2 separate regions of the Homo sapiens genome follow, and region 2 is linked to region 1. Evidence: chromatin loops called from intact Hi-C (ENCODE). Cell type or tissue: natural killer cell. All regions are shown on one strand.

Evidence for each region. Peaks named below come from ENCODE experiments on the same cell type or tissue, not always from the same donor. Only the 100,000 strongest peaks of a DNase experiment are listed, where the experiment ranks them.
Region 2: it touches region 1 in a loop (4-fold over the local background); 13 of 110 quality-filtered maps call a loop at or near these places.

What each region holds. Positions count from the first base shown.
Region 1 is chr22:25,077,038-25,085,037 of GRCh38, reverse strand. The region is part of intron 6 of KIAA1671; the gene reads right to left. Among named protein-coding and RNA genes, the nearest start is that of KIAA1671-AS1, 32 kb to the left of the region's middle. In natural killer cell, CTCF peaks have their summits at 3,277 and 3,491 (motif pointing left); a DNase peak (open chromatin) is centred at 3,467; H3K27ac peaks cover 205 bases.
Region 2 is chr22:25,329,438-25,337,437 of GRCh38, reverse strand. No RefSeq gene overlaps it. Among named protein-coding and RNA genes, the nearest start is that of CRYBB2, 110 kb to the right of the region's middle. In natural killer cell, no CTCF peak of the experiment used is centred here; DNase peaks (open chromatin) are centred at 3,187 and 3,777.

The DNA of each region.
Region 1 (8,000 bases):
CCAGCAGAGAACAGAAGTGACGCTATGTAAGTCCTGTGGCTGCAGCCATCATAAAGGGAAGTGTGGCGTTTGCCTTCTTTGCCACAACACTCACTTCCAGAGCCCTAAGCTGCCATGTTGTGAGGAAGCCCACGCCACCAGGAGTGGCCGTGTTTCAGTGCTCTGGTTGACAGTCCCAGGGAAGCCTGGTTTTTGAACCATCACGTGTGCCAAACACATGGGTGAAGAAGACTCTAGATGGTTTTTGAACCATCACATGCACCAAACACATGGGTGAAGAAGACTCTAGATGGTTCTATCACTCAACTGTTCGAGGCTCCCAGCTGACACTCCAGACAGGCAGCAGACACTCTCACTGAGCCCTGCCTAATTTCTGACCCACAGGATCCATGGACATAATGAACAGTGGTTGGTTTGCACTGCTGTTTTGGAGTCGTTTGTTATGGCAACTGATAACTGGCCTGGAGGCATTTCTTCAACAGGTCCCTGCCCTGCACACCCTGCAGAATCTGGGAGGATCAGATAAACCAGAAACCATAAAATACCTTTTATACATTGTCAATTTTTTTTTTTTTTTTTTGAGATAGAGTCTTGCTCTGTCGCTGAGGCTGGAGTGCTTTGGCGCAATCTCCACCTCCCGATTCAAGCGATTCTCCTGCCTCAGCCTCCTGAGTAGCTGGGATTACAGGCGTGCGCCACCATGCCTGGCTAATTTTTGTATTTTTAGTAGAGATGAAGTGTCACCATGTTGGCCAGGTGGTTTCGAACTCCTAACCTCGGTGATCCGCCCGCCTCGGCCTCCCAAAGTGCTGGGATTACAGACGTAAGCCACTGTCAAGTTCTATACACACAGGAGCCACTGGCATTATCTCTCAGGACACAGAGGGGGCTCTGCAGCCTTCCTGACCACACTAAACTTGGCAAACCATAACTAAGGCTGCCACTCCCATCAGTTAGGCTGGGAGACTCTGCAGACTACTGGGACTGACCTGCACTCACGTGGCAGGCCGCCGCTTTGTCCTCAAGACAAGACTTAGGTCATCCCTCCAGGAGGAATGAACTGGAGGACAAAGGCGGCTTTCACTGGGCCCAGGCTGCTCTCGGCAAATAGGGGCGGTCAGGGCAGAGCTGGAAGGGGGTGGCCCCAGGCACTCCCCCCTGGGCAGGTAGCCAAACAGGCCAGGTGGGGCCCAGGCAAGCTGGGGCAGCAGGGGGTCTGGCAAAGGGCTTTCTTCCCTGCTATCTGGGTCTTTTCCAATCTAGGCCTTAACAGGGAGAGGGCAGAGTAAAATGAGGCATGAGGACAGCTTGGTAAATTCAATAGAATGTGGAAAAGGTATCCCTAGGATTAAGGTCAAATTAAAGACATAAACTAACACAGTGCAGGCTCCAGAGTAAGACAGCCTGGGATCAAATCTTGGCTCCACTGTTGACCAGCTGTGTGATCTTCTGCAAGTGAGTTAACCTCTCTGAGCCTTGTTTTCCTTATCTGTAAAATGCACATAATAACAGTGCCTCCCTTCTAAGACTGTTGTGAGGATAAAAAGAAACATTCTAAAGTGCTTTTCCTAGTACCTGGCTGCTATGGACTGAAATATATTCCCCCCAAATTCACATATTGAAGCCCTAACCCCCTAGTACATCAAAGGTGACTATTATTTGAAAATAGGGCCTGTAAAGTTGTGATTAGGTTTAAAATAAGGGTGTTAGGTTGGGCTCTAATCCAATCTGACTGTTAACGTCATTAGAGGAAATCTGGAAACACAGACAGGAGCCCACACACGCAGAGGGAAGATGGTGTAAGGACACAGAGAGAAAGTGGTTATCTGCAAGCCAAGGAGAGAGACCTCAGGAGAAACCACACTTGCCAACACCTTGATCTTGGACTTGTAAACTCCAGAACTGTGAGAAAATACATTTCTTCTGTTTAAGCCATTCAGAAGTCTCTGGTTTTTTAATATGGCAGCCCTGGAAAACTAATACACCAGCACATAGGAGGAGCAAAATAAAAATCTCTGATTACGATATTATTACATTTATATTATAGCAACAAAATATTAGGTCAACATGAACATGCCTATATTTTATTAATATAAATGTTTGATATGAAATATTAAAACAATATGAAACACCTGCAGTTGTATGTCCCTGCCTCAGAATTTCTATATAAAATATCAGGTGTTTTTTGTTTTTTTGTTCTTTAGAGAGACAGAGTCTTGCTCTGTCACCCAGGCTGGAGTGCAGTGGCACAACCATAGCTCACTACAGCCTCCAACTCCTGGGTTCAAGTGATCCTCCTGCCTAGCCTCTTGAGTAGCTGAGACTTGAAAGCATGCACCTCCACGCCCAGCTAATTTTTAAATTTTCTGTAGAGACAGGGTCTTGCTATGTTACCCAGGCTGGTCTCTAACTCCTGGGTTCAAGTGATCCTCCCACCTGGGCCTCCCAAGGTTCTGAGATTACAGGCATGAGCCACCAGGCCTGGCCAACATCAGGTTTTCTTAAACTGTAATAATTCAGACCAAATTCCTTGAAAACCTTGTCATCCATGCATTACTGAACCACTGAAATGGTTACATTGTGTCCTCTGGGCTCCAATCACAGTGATAAAATCAATGACACCCTCAAATCTCCCACTTCCTCCAGAGGTGCCTGGCCTCTGCGCATTGTGGTTCAGCCTCTTGGATGCCCATCTTCTCTTGTCCTACTCAGGTGTTAAGACCCAGCTCAGGCCTAGTTCAGGGTAGGCACTCAATACACGTGCACGGCAAGCCAACTATGAGATAAGTTAATGCATTTCAACAAAGAAGATGCTGGGCCCAGAGGGGGTGGTGGCTGGCACAAGGTCACAGTATCCTGGCTCCACACTCATCAACTCTGTCTCAAACACAGAAACCACATGTCCACTCAGCTTGAAACCCCCAAATCTGAGTCCTTTTTCAGCTCTGGAAAATCCATTTGCCTACCAGCAGCAAACAGTGCGGGTAGAGGGCACGGAGAGGGCATCAACCTGCATCAAGCCTTCCATAGCTCACTGTAGCTTCCAACTCCTGGGCTTAGGTGATCCTCCTGCCTCAGCCTCCCCAGTAGCTGGAAATATAGACATGCACTACCCAGCGGGGTAATTTTTACATTTTTTGTAGAGATGGAGTCTTGCTATGTTGCCCAGGCTGGTCTGGAACTCCAAGGCCTCAAATGATCCTCCCTTCTCCTTCCTTCTTTTTACACTCCACACTATTCTCTCCTGATGTTGGACTTTCCAGAGGCTCTGTGCAACCTTTGGACAAGTCAGGTTTTGCTCGGTGTCCTCATTTGCAAAATTTGGACAGTCAGAACCCCTGCCTCACTGGCTGTTGAGACAGCCACACACACTCAGGTGTGAAAGTGTGTAGCTCTGCACATGCTTAAAAAAAAAAAAGCAGCTGCCCATCTAACCCCTGTTGTTAGAACAGGGGTGCCCTCTAGTGCCTCAATCGAGAAGTCATTCCACCCTCGAGGCAGCCAGCAACTTCTACACTGTGGGTTCAATTCCTCCCTTGGATATGTGGAAAGACAGCACCTACTGTGTGCTAGGTGCTCTCCCCACTGGTCTCCACAATGAAATGCTTACACAATCCTCATTTGAGACAGGGAGTTTCTCATCGTCAGGTGAGACACAAGATCAGAGACACGAAGTCACCTGTTCAATGTCACAGAGCAGCGAGGGCTGGATTAGAACCCACATCTGTCTGACTCTGAAGCTCCACTCCTTACTGGACTCTTAGAATTGGGAGATTGTGCACAGGAAGAAACTTTAAGAGACTCCAGTCCAATCTTTCATTATACCTACAGAGAAACTGAGTCCCAGAGAGGGCAAATAGTTGCTCAGGGTCACATGGCATTTGCATCCTGGAATCCTGGCTCCTAGAAGTATTTTGCCCACATGTCCAGCCCTCCCAAGCTTCTGCCTTGCATTTACGGTTCCTTTCAGCAGTCACGAGATTGGCATGCCCCTTCTAACTGCTCTAAGCCCTGGAATGTCTGACACCCAGCAATGACTGCTTTGGAACAGTTAGGGCTGGGGCCTCAAAGACCTCCATCTGAGAGTGGGGTCCACTTCAGCCTCTCAGGACAAAGCTCCCAACAGCACGGGAAGGTGACTGAGGCCCACCAAGAACCAAAAAGTGGAAGTCTAGGCTTGGGGAGCCATTGTTACCACATGGCTCTCTTTTTATTACTGTAAAAAGCAATCTATTTTACATATGGCAAAGACCCTGTGGACTAACAGGCAGGGCAGTGGTCCTGCTTGGAGGGGCCATAACAGGCAGACAAAGAGTCTGAAATTGGCCAGGTGTGATGGTTCATGCCTGTAATCCCAGTGCTTTGGGAAGCCAAGGTGGGAGGATCACTTGAGCCCAGATGTTCGAGGCTTTAGTGAGCTATGATTGCACCATGGCACTCCAACCTGGGTGACAGAGCCAGGCCCTGTCTCTAAAAAAATAAAAATAAATAAAAAACAAAGAGTCTGAAATTGTCACAGTGAGGAAGGTGCTGAGAGGAGCTGGCCTGGGCTCAGCTGAATTCTCAAACCCTCTAGTGGATGTGAGCAGGGCCTTCTGCTCCAAAGGCTCTGGGTACCTCTTCCTGTAGCTCAGAAATGGTGAGGATTTTCCAAGGGGCTGAGGAATCTCACAACAGGGATTGGTGTTTTAATCCCTGTGTTTTAATCCTTTACAATTCCCCTCCCACCTGAGTATCCCAACAACTCTTAGGCATGGGCAGGGCATGAAAGACCCTTCCCATTGTACAGCTGGGGAAGGGGAGCTACGGGAAGAGGTGGAGAACGTATGCTGACACCGGTATCTAACTGACTTTTCAAACTCAACCAACAAGTGCAAACCTGGGTCCCGATCTGCCCCCAAGACCCTCTACCCTGCAGTTTTCCTAATGAAAGCTGATGACAGCTCCATCTTTTAGCAGATGGCAAACTCTCAGGGTCATCCATGACTCAAGTCTTTCCTATCCCATGTCCAATCCATGAGCACATCCTGGGGCTCAACCTTCCAACTAGATCCAGAATCTGCCCACTTCTCCTTTTCTCCTGCCCCAGTCTGAGCGGCCATCATCTCCCACCTGGACCACTGCAGTGGTTCCTTACTGGTCCCCTTACTTGAGTCTGTTCCCCACATGACAGCCAGAGGGACCTACTCAAAGGCCAAGCTGGGTTGTGTCAGTCCTATTCAAAGGGTCACTCCCCCATGGCTCTGGTGTCCCCAAGCACGAGGCACAGTCCTTAGAGTGACTGCAAGGCCCGGCATGGTCACCTCCCTGCTCTCACTGCCCACTCTCTCCTCTCACCCAGTCTGCTGCAGCCACCGTGGCATCCCTCCTGTTCTGCAAATGTGCCTGTGCATGCTTGGGCCTTAAAGCCTTTGCACTGACTATTCCTGTTTCCCCCCAAGCTCCCCTGGCCTATGCTCTCCCTGCTTCTAAAGTCTCTGTTCAAATGTCACCTTTTTAGAGAGGCAGAGGCCCCACACACCCAAGCCCTCCAGAACCTTCTTACCTGGTTCCTTCTGTCTTTCCCCAGCACAGCCCACCTCCTGACATACTATACAACGTTCTTACACATACCCATTGTTGATTGCCTGAACACCCCACTAGAATGTTAATTCTGGCCGGGCCCCTATAATCACAGGTCCTCAGGAGGCGGAGGCAGGGGAATCATTTGAACCCAGGAGGCGGAGGTTGCAGTGAGCCGAGATGGTGCCATTGCACTCCAGCCTGGGCGACAGAGCGAGACTCCATCTCAAAAAAAAAAAAAAGTTAGTCCCTGGGGCAGGAAACATGGCTGTCTTGTGCACTGATGTATCCCAAACCTTTAGAACAGGGCCTGGTGCATGCAACTGAACTGAACTGAGGACACATCAGGTGCCTAGCACCAGCATCGGCTGCCACCACTTATTCAGCACCTACTGTATGCCTGGCTTTGTTTGCATCGCCTCACTGAGTCCTCAGGCCAACCCACGAGGAAGTTGCTATCAATATTTCTACTCTATAGATGGCAAAACTGAGTTTCTGGGAGGGCTAAGAGATTTGCTCGAGGCCCCATGCTCTATTAATAAGTGGCCCAGTAGGGAATAGAAGCCAGGAGAGACTGACTCCAAGCCCGTTTTTGCCTCCATGACTGGGTCTAAAAAGGCGCCCACAGCTCAAGTCAGATGAAAATCTCTCATGATGCAAACTGTTCCATGGCCCAAACCTCAGGCCCAACTCAAACAGCACAAAAATAGTCAGTTCTTCTATTTCAGCCACAGACATTGCTGAGACAAAGCCAAACCAGACCCTTGGCACAAACTGAAGCCACTATGATCTGAGATTCAGAAGCTGGTAACAGTAATTGCTTACGGTGTGCGTATGGAGTGCCAGGCACTACGATAAGGCCATTTGTCCCCACAATAGCTTTCAACATGTCAGGTCAACAGGGTGGTCCATCAGCCCACATCTATTTTTATTTTTTACTTCTTTTTGAGACAGGGTCTTGCTCTGTCTCCCAGGCTGGGAAGCAGTGGTACAATCCTAGCTTACTGCAGCCTCGAACTCTTGGGCTCAGGTGATCCTTCTGCCTCAGCCTGCTGAGTATTTGAGATTATAGGCGTACACCATTATACTTGGCTATTCAAAAAAAAATTCTTTTGTAGAGACTGAGTATTGCTGTGTTACCCAAGCTGGTCTCAAATTCCTGGGCTCAAGCAATCCTCCCGCTTTGATCTCACAGAGTCTTGGGATTACAGGCGTGAACCACTGCACCTGGCCAGCCCACATCTATTAAGCACCTATTATGTGCCAGGCACTGGGCCAAGGGCTGAGAGTTCAGTGGTAAACACACAAGCAACCTCCCTGCCTGACAGAGACTGCATGTAGTCATCAAATTAGCTTTGGAGTCAGATTTCCAAGTTCAAATCCCAGCTCTGCCCCTGGCCAGCTGTTGCATATCTGGTGGTTACTCAGCCTCTCAGAATCTCAGTTTTCTCTTCGGTAAAATAATAATAAAATCCACCCCTCAGGGCTATTTGTGAGGATTAATCAAGATCCCACACACTGAGGCACTTAGCGTCAAAGAGGATAATATCTTTTGCTGTTTCATGACTATTATTATTACTACTGTCACCTAGAGGTGATTACACGCTGAGTGAGGGCCACAGCCAAATGAACAAGTAGCAAGAGGGTCTGGGGAGAAAACAGTGGAACTAACCACATTTAGATTTTTTCCATTCAAAAATCTGGTCACAGAGTCAAACGTGGGGACATGAAGCTTAGAAACACAATGAAAACCACAGTGATTTCCCATCTCCAGGGAGACCAAGGCATGGAACACGGACCCTGCAGGAGGATCTTAAAAGGGCAGGTGAGGGATCTGCACCTTCCCCAAGAAGCTATCAGAAGCCCCAGCTGGGGTGTCACGCCCCACGGGCCACTCAGCAGTTCCTCACTACACTGAAAGCAGCCACCTCTGCCATGGGAGGCTGGAGTAGAGGAAGCCTGCGAGAGTCAGCCTCACAGACCCTGGGCGGGGCTGGAGAGGCAGCTGGGAAGAGCATGGGACAGGAGGTGGGGGTCCCTGCCATTATATCAGAGCCCTCCCCAGCTCCCAACAAACACCATCTCCATATTAAATGCCCACTCTAAGTCCAGCCCTGTGCCAAGGACACTAATGCCCCTTATTCTTAGCTAATCCTCAGCACAGTTCCTCCAAGGTGGGGCTGACCACTGCCACTTATAGAGAGGGAAACTGATGCCCACAGCCATGATGTGATTTACCAAAAGCCACACACCCAGTAGAGACAGGGCCAGGATTCTAGGCCAGGGTTCTCCCTCCAGAGCCCCGCCTCGCCTAGTGCCACATTCTTCTGTCATCCTCCTCGTTGCAAAGCTTGATATGCATAGAAAGCTTTCCTGTAGGCTGGGAAGTTGCTTCAACACCATGGGCCTCAGTTTCCCCATCTGAGAAACCAGAAGAT
Region 2 (8,000 bases), 250 kb before region 1:
CAGCCCCTCTTCTCATAGCTATACACTTGCAGAATCATTTGCTCTCACCACACCCCCAGTATTTTTAATAGGAACCCAGATTGAGGTTTCTATATATTAAAGCCAGCAAGTTTGTTTCTCAGAAAGTTAGTTCAAAGTACGTACCCTGGATAGGTGATGGTAAAATCTGCAATGAGACAAAAGAAGATTCTATGAGGATCAGATCAATTCTGCTGCACCCCTTACACAGATCAGTTAGTCTCTTGATGACTTCAGAAAACTAGTTGTGAAACTGGTTGAGTCAAGGTTCAAAGAGCAAACATTCTAGCATGGAGGACACCTGTGGAAAAGACAAGAGCTTTTCCCACAGAATTTCTTTGAAGTTGATTTAGATTGGTAAATGCACAATGCCTAATTCAAAGAGGAAAATTGGTGTGGAGGAAAATGCCTCTGCATTACAGTTGATGATGGATGCTGTCATTTAAAAACATCCTAGTGTGTCACGTATTAGATGGGAAGACATTCCCACTGAACTCCATCCTCACAAAGAGAATTGTGTATTTGTATTTTATATGCCTCATCATATTAAGTGAAAATTAATTGAGAAGGAAAGAAATCAGGTTAAGGAAATAATGTATACAGTGATCCATTTTTAAGACAAAGTGCCTTGAACTGGTTCAGGTCAAAAAAGTACAGAAGAAATACTAGGCTCCTGGTTGGACAGGCAATGTCTGCTTGTTGGGCCCCCCTTCCACACTACTTAGTTCCCATCACTTGAACAAAGAAGTTTAGTCTAAGTTGAAAGTTTACTAGCCTGCAAAATACCTCACTTTGTCTGTTCTTACCAGCCTGCCCAGCTACTAAGGTCATAAGTCAAATACTTGAACAGCCCCTGAGCTGACTAGGATTGCAATGCATTGTGGGCTGCAACAAAATGCAGTTAAGACAACCATAAAAATAAAACCTAAAGCTCCTACCCAACAATCAATATGCGACAACCTGGGAAGATTGTGACCCCATAGTACGCAGCCTCTGAGGAACCAGGGGAGGGACTTGCACACTAGGGGATAAACTGCTTGTTGAAATTGTTCTGGGTGTGTCTGCCCATCAGACACTCGACCTTGCAAGACCATCATTAAAAGTCTCACTTTTTCTGTTCTGCAGGCCTCTGAGTCCATTCTTTGGGTGTGGATGGGTGAGTTTGCTTCTGACATCAGGAAAGCAACATTTCCTTAGAAGGCAAAGAAAGGAGTCTTACCTTGGTGTCATCATTGTCTTCCTCACTTGGTGGTAGAAGTTTTAAACTCAGGCGGTCCTCAGGGGGACCTAAAAGGACACGCAGTTAATGTCAGTGCGCTGGTGGTTGGAGACTGGGAGTCCCTCAGGGAGCTTGCTGGATGCGGCACATGGAGCGTGGGACTGAAGATATTGAGACATCTCAGAGAAACAACTGTGTTCAAGTAGTGAGCATGAGGGAGTCTCACCAGATACCTTGCATCTTAGCCAGTGCCCAGACCTAATAAGACTCTTGCATTCCCAAGTCCCAGAAGATACTAACCAATCAAAAATCAGGGCTTTGATGTTTGCTGTGACATAGGAAAAACTGGTCTTGTGGAAAGGTAACCATTAAACACCAGAGCAAGAAAAAAAATGGTTACAAACACAGCACATAAAGTCCATGGACATGTATTGTCTCATCTCTATCTTACTAAAATACAAAAGGAACAAGTCAGACTTCTACGCATATTTCCTTCGGTTCTGACTTCATTGCCCTTTTCCTAGGTTCCAAACCAACAGGTGTCACCCAACTGCTCCCAGAGATCCTCCTAGAGTATCATTCTCTACCTGCAGATCTGCCTCATTGCAGCTGCCCTCATGGATGGTGTCCATTGGCCAATCATTAAGAGACAAAAACTCTGCAAGAAGTTATTCCAGAGAGCAACTCGCCCAGCCTCCTACTGCAGGTGAGGCCACACTGGGTTACACATCACTCTGCCCTTTCCTCGGTGTTGTCAGACTCTCCGTGGTCTCTGTGGAGTCAGAGGTCTGTAAAAAGGCATTGCTCACACTTGCCAGCCTTCGATTGAGAAAGAGAAACTGAAGGAACCACCTTTCAACTTTTTCCTTCCACTGGCCCATTACAGGTCTCACCTCCAATCTCACAGCCCTGAGATTCCCACTTTCATGTGCACACTTTGAGTTAGAGGAGTTCAACAATCGGTCCCTCAGCCAGGCTCACAGCAGATGTGAAAGAGCATTCTGCGGGGATGGAAATCTCTCCGCTTCATTAACATAAGGCTGCTGGGCCACTGCACGGTGGCTATTGTGATGAGGTTCTGAAATTTTTTTTTTTTTTTTCGAGACAGAGTTTCATTCTTGCTGCCCAGGCTGGAGTACAATGACATGATCTCAGCTCACTGCAACCTCCGCCTCCCGGGTTCAGGTGATTCTCCTGCCTCAGTCTCCCGAGTAGCTGGGATTACAGGTGTGCACCACCACACCCAGCTAATTTTTGTAGAGACGGGGTTTCACCACGTTGGCCAGACTGGTCTCGATCTCCTGACCTCAGATGATCCACCCGCCCCGGCCTCCCAAAGTGCTGAAATTATAGGCGTGAGCCACCATGCCCGGCCCTGAACTTTTAATTGTAAATATTTCAATGTATTTAAATGAGGGCCGGGCACGTTGGCTCATGCCTGTAATCCCAGCACTTTGGGAAGTCGAGGTGGGCGGATCATGAGGTCAGGAGATCGAGACCATCCTGGCTAACACCATGAAACCCCGTCTCTACTAAAAATAAAAAAAAATTAGCCGGGCGTGGTGGCAGGCGCCTGTAGTCCCAGCTACTCGGGAGGCTGAGGCTGGAGAATGGCGTGAACCCGGGAGGTGGAGCTTGCAGTGAGCCGAGATCACGCCACTGCACTCCAGTCTGGGCGACAGAGCGAGATTCCACCTCAAAAAAAAAATACGAGGCGGCACATATATGACTGAGAACCACACTAGACGGCACAGGAGATCCAGACATGAGGAAGACATGACTCCCCTCCCCTGGTGTTTTCTTGCGAAATAGTTTGCAGCTCTGCTCCTACCATACGTTTATGGTTACTTCCTGGGCATCTGCACAAGTGCCAGTCACTGTGTGGGGCTGGGGATATGACAACAATGAGGACAACATCCAGGTCCAGAGGGATTCCAGCAGGGGGCGCACGTGCACACAGGGGAAGAGCGTGGCCCTGCACAGCCTGTCTAGACAGGATCAGCGCAGCAGGAACCGAGGGGCAGGGGTACCTCACTGTCCTCAGGAGCTCAAGTTCATCTCCAGGGACCCTGACTCAGAAGCTGGGGCAGCCTCCAGGATTGGTGTAGGGCTCAACAGGCTGGACAGGCTGAGAAGGGAACATTTCCACAACTAAGCTAGATCCCACCCCAGAGGCGACCTAGAACTCATCCCAGGGATGTGTTCATTACAATGCCCATGGGGCCTAACATGTTCGCCCCAGGACTGAGCTCTGGGATAAGGACTAATGAGGAAGACACAGTCACTGCCCTGGCAGAAAACACCCATAGCCAGGGTTCCTCTATCCACCCTGTGGGAAGACACAACACAGACTTTGACACTGAAGATTCCAAACCTTCTATAAAATAAGTGGAAACTGATGTACTCTGGATTCTAAGAAGAGTTGCAAGGATGAGCTGGACTCTGGAATCAGTCCCCATCCCTCTGCTGAGCTCATGGTGCACTGGCACTCGTGTCCCTCCTCACCTCCCCTGCTACTCGGGAGTGCTGCAGCTACAGGCCCAGTGCTAGGGGGCGCTGTCCAGTTGAAACACGTCAGCCAGGCACAGTGGCTCACGCCTGTAATCCCAGCACTTTGGGAGGCTGAGGCAGGTGGATCATCTGAAGGAGTTCAAGACCAGCCTGGCCAACATGGAGAAACCCCATCTCTACTATAAATACAAAAATTAGCTGGGCATGGTGGTGCACGTCTGTAATTCCAGCTACTCAGCAGGCTGAGGCAGGAGAATCACTTGAACCTGGGAGGTGGAGGTTGCAGAGAGTTCAGATCCTGCCACTGCACTCCAGCCTGGGCAACAGAGTGAGACTCTGTCTCAAAACAAACAAACAAACAAAACAACAAAAACACATTTCTGGGCCAGACAACCCTTGGTCAACAGTGTCTCCTCAAGGACCATTCCTCAAGTGACTTCCAGAAGAGGTGAAAAAGAAAAACTCATCTGTCCCAGCCCCAGGAAGATCAGGCCTGGGACCTGTGTCCTGACCCTGAAGTCCATCCCTGCTGATTTGTGTCCTGTCTGCTCCGTGTCAGAGAAGTGGGGACCTGATTCCTGTTCTGCCCCCCAACCAATTTCTGCTGGTGTCACTGCCATCATCACATACAGATGGAGAAGACAAGAGAAAGCAATGAAACTCCATTCTTGAGGCATTTAGGATGATGTCCATGCCATGCTTTCGGCAGACAGGAAGGCCAGGTCCTGTTCACTCCTACTCAGAAGGGGTCTAAGAGATATGAGTACTAACTGTGATATTTCTCCTCTGCTCTTCCCTTCCTTTTTTCTTTTTTTTTTTTTAAGACGAAGTCTCGTCCAGTCACCCAGGCTGGAGTGCAATGGCTCAATCTCGGCTCACTGCTACCTCTGCCTCCTGGGTTCAAGTGATTCTCCTGCCTCAGCCTCCTGAGTACCTGGCATTACAGGTGCCCACCACCACACCCAGCTAATTTTTGTATTTGCAGTTGAGACGGGGTTTCACCAGCTCGGCCAGGCTGGTCTTGAACTCCTAACCTCAGGCAATCCACCCACCTCGGCCTCCCAAAGTGCTGGGATTAGAGGCTTGAGCCACCGCGCCCAGCCCATGTCTTCCGTTTCTTTACACTGTGTGCGTCCATTGAGTCAGTGGCTGCTCATGCTCACACCAGCCCCCGACAGTGGGACAGTCCATCATGGGGATCAGTACATGGTGAGCGCTAAGCCTCACTAACGTAGCGATGCAGGAGGTCTCCAGTGAGATTGATGGGCACCAGGCTAACAACAATGTCCTCTGAGTTCTGATGTGGCACTGGCCCTTGTCCGTCTGCTATGGATTGGAGCTTTTTTTTTTTTTTTTTTTTTTGAGACAGAGTTTCACTCTGCCACTCAGACTGCAGTGCAGGGGTTCGATCTTGGCTCACTGCAACCTCCACCTCCCAGGTTCAAGTGATTCTCCAGCCTCAGCCTCCCAAGTAGCTGGGATTACAGGTGTGTGCCACCATGCCTGACTACTTTTTGTATAAAAATACAGGCTTTCACCATGTTGGCCAGGCTGGTCTCAAACTCCTGACTCAGGTGATCGGCTGTCTCAGCCTCCCACCGTGCCCGGCCATGGATTGGAGCATTTCTAAGGCTTGAGGTACTCATGTTACTAAATACAATGCAATATCTTCCTGATCCTTCCCTGCTTTGACCAAGTGCTAAGGAATGATCGCAGCACTGACAGATGTTGACCTGCACTATTCCATGTGATCCCTTACACTTCTCAGAATCTGTGAGCTGACCAGAAGCCTGTGGGCTTTCTATGTATATTTCACAGTAATGTCCATGCCAACGTCTATTGTTCCGTGTACCTTTTGCTACCCAGGGTTATGTGACCAATGGGGCCCCATTTGATGATGGGCAATGTTTGGCACGCTTATAGGCCATCCACTACCACTACCAGGGGCACACATAGGTGCTGGAACTCCCTGGTGTAGGGTCATATCACCAAGCCTGAGTGCTGACACAGTTAAGTAATACAGACCATCAACATCGGGACCCATTTCTGGGTTCACTTTTGCCTTTTCCATTCAGGAGGTCAAAATCTGGGTTCATTCCTTTCTGCACTCTCTCCATATAAGGAGTAGGGATATTAAACTGACCTTCAGGTACAGCTGTGGTGAGGGAGTAAAGAGGTCATTTATGTAAAGTGTATGGTGGTGTTGAAGTTTTTCTTCCTTTTTATTAGAAGAATGACATGACTCGGGAGGCTGAGGTGAGAGAACCACCATAGGCCAGGAATTCAAGAAAACTGACACTTGCACTGTGCTGGGCATGCGGGTCCACATTTTAGGGGAAAAACACACATTTACAAACACATTCACAATCACTACACATTAATTCATCCCTAGCTAACTCCCAACCCTCATGCACACAAACCCACACCATCTAAATGATACGGCTGTTTCCAGGGACTCCAGTGGATGATGACAGTTCTTCACTGAGCCATCTGTTTCTCACAGTGCACTCCAGGTCCTCACTCCTATCAGGAACCTGAGGCCAGGCAGGCTCTCCAGACAAAAGCAGGGAATAGAGCCCCCCACAACCCATCACTTAGATTTGTATCAGCAAGGGAGTGGTCTTAGGATATATACGGTGTTAGAGAAGAGAACAAGACACACTCGGGCCTGTCGGGGCAGGGGAAGGGAGAGCATCTGGATAAACAGCAAATGCATGCAGGGCTTAATACCTAGGTGATGGTTTGACAGGTGCAGCAAACCACCATGGCACACTTTTACCTATGTAACAAACCTGTACATCCTGCACATGTATCTCAGAACTTAAAAAAAAAAAAAAAAAAAACAAGTTAAAAAAGAAACGGCCGGAGTAGGCAAATCTACAGCAATAGAAAGTAGATGAGTGGCTTCCTATCGCCAGAGGTGTGGGGGTTGGAAAAAGAGAGGAGTAACCACTAATGGATACAGGGTTTCTTCGTGGAGGAATGAAAACGTTCTAAAATGAGATTGTACAATGGTTGCACAACCCTGTAAATACAGTAAAAACACTGAATCACCCACTTTAAATGGGTGAATTGTTTTGCATGTCAACTATTTCTCAATAAAGCTTTTTTTAAAAATAATAAATACATACGGTAGGAATTTTGGGCAATGGGTTTTCATGGAATATTTGCAAGTCCATGTTGGCTGGCAAATACAAAATTATTTTTCAAGAAGAAAAAGTTGCTACTAAAAAATATGCTCACTACCAGACAGTTTGTAGGTAATGCTGTCATTTTTTACTGTCATCATCAATTAGGCCTCAGTTGTTCATAAACTCATGGCTGGTCACTAGAGTCCATGACCAACTGAAGCTTGATCAACTGAAGCTTGATTGACAATGGCAATCAAAAATGATATTCACTTGATATTCCCCCCACCAAGAAAATTGTCTTAGTCATCTGTTATGTATATGGTCAGACTTTTATGTCTTCATTTCATTAATAAGGGAAGAAGCCCCAGAAAAAAAAAAAATTCTCTTCCAGATGAAGGAATGCATCTCACCATTTCAGATAACACCTCCTCCGCAATATCAAGCGCAATATCTTCCAGGTCCAGAACAGAAGCTAGGAGAACATAGAGTAATAGTCAGTGCATTGGTGCTTCTCAGGAATCCCACTAGGAGCCTTGGGGGATGTGGGGACCAGCGCTGAAGTCTATGGAGGTGGGTGGTTGACAAGCATGGACTGAGCTGCTGCTGGACCATTCTCTTTGGTGTGGAAGGAAAGCAAAGGAGAGGAGGAGAAATGTGAAATATTAGCGTTAAGAACTGATTAATACAGAAAGGCACTGTATGGTTCTGTGAGAGCATCTCCTCACACCTCCTGCCCATTTGAAGGTCCAGGCCAATCCCCTCATTTTTCAAAATGTTACAAGACCATTTAATTCTGTGGATTTACATATCCTGCTACTACATTTATCACCTATCGTGTTTTACTTTTTAAATTATGGTGAAGCATACATATTATTTTAATTATTTAGTGTACATTTCAGTGAGATTGAATTCAGTGAACTACATTCATGACGCGGTGTCAATAATGAGAAAAATCTAAATTCATACTCTAAGCTTAAAAAACAATTCTTGCAGAAATCAATGGAATAGAAAACAGAAAATCATCCGAGAAAATCAATAAAACAAAAAGCCAGTTCTTTGAGATCAGTACCATTGATAAACCTCTACCTTGGCTAACCACAAAGGAAAGAAAGATGTTACAA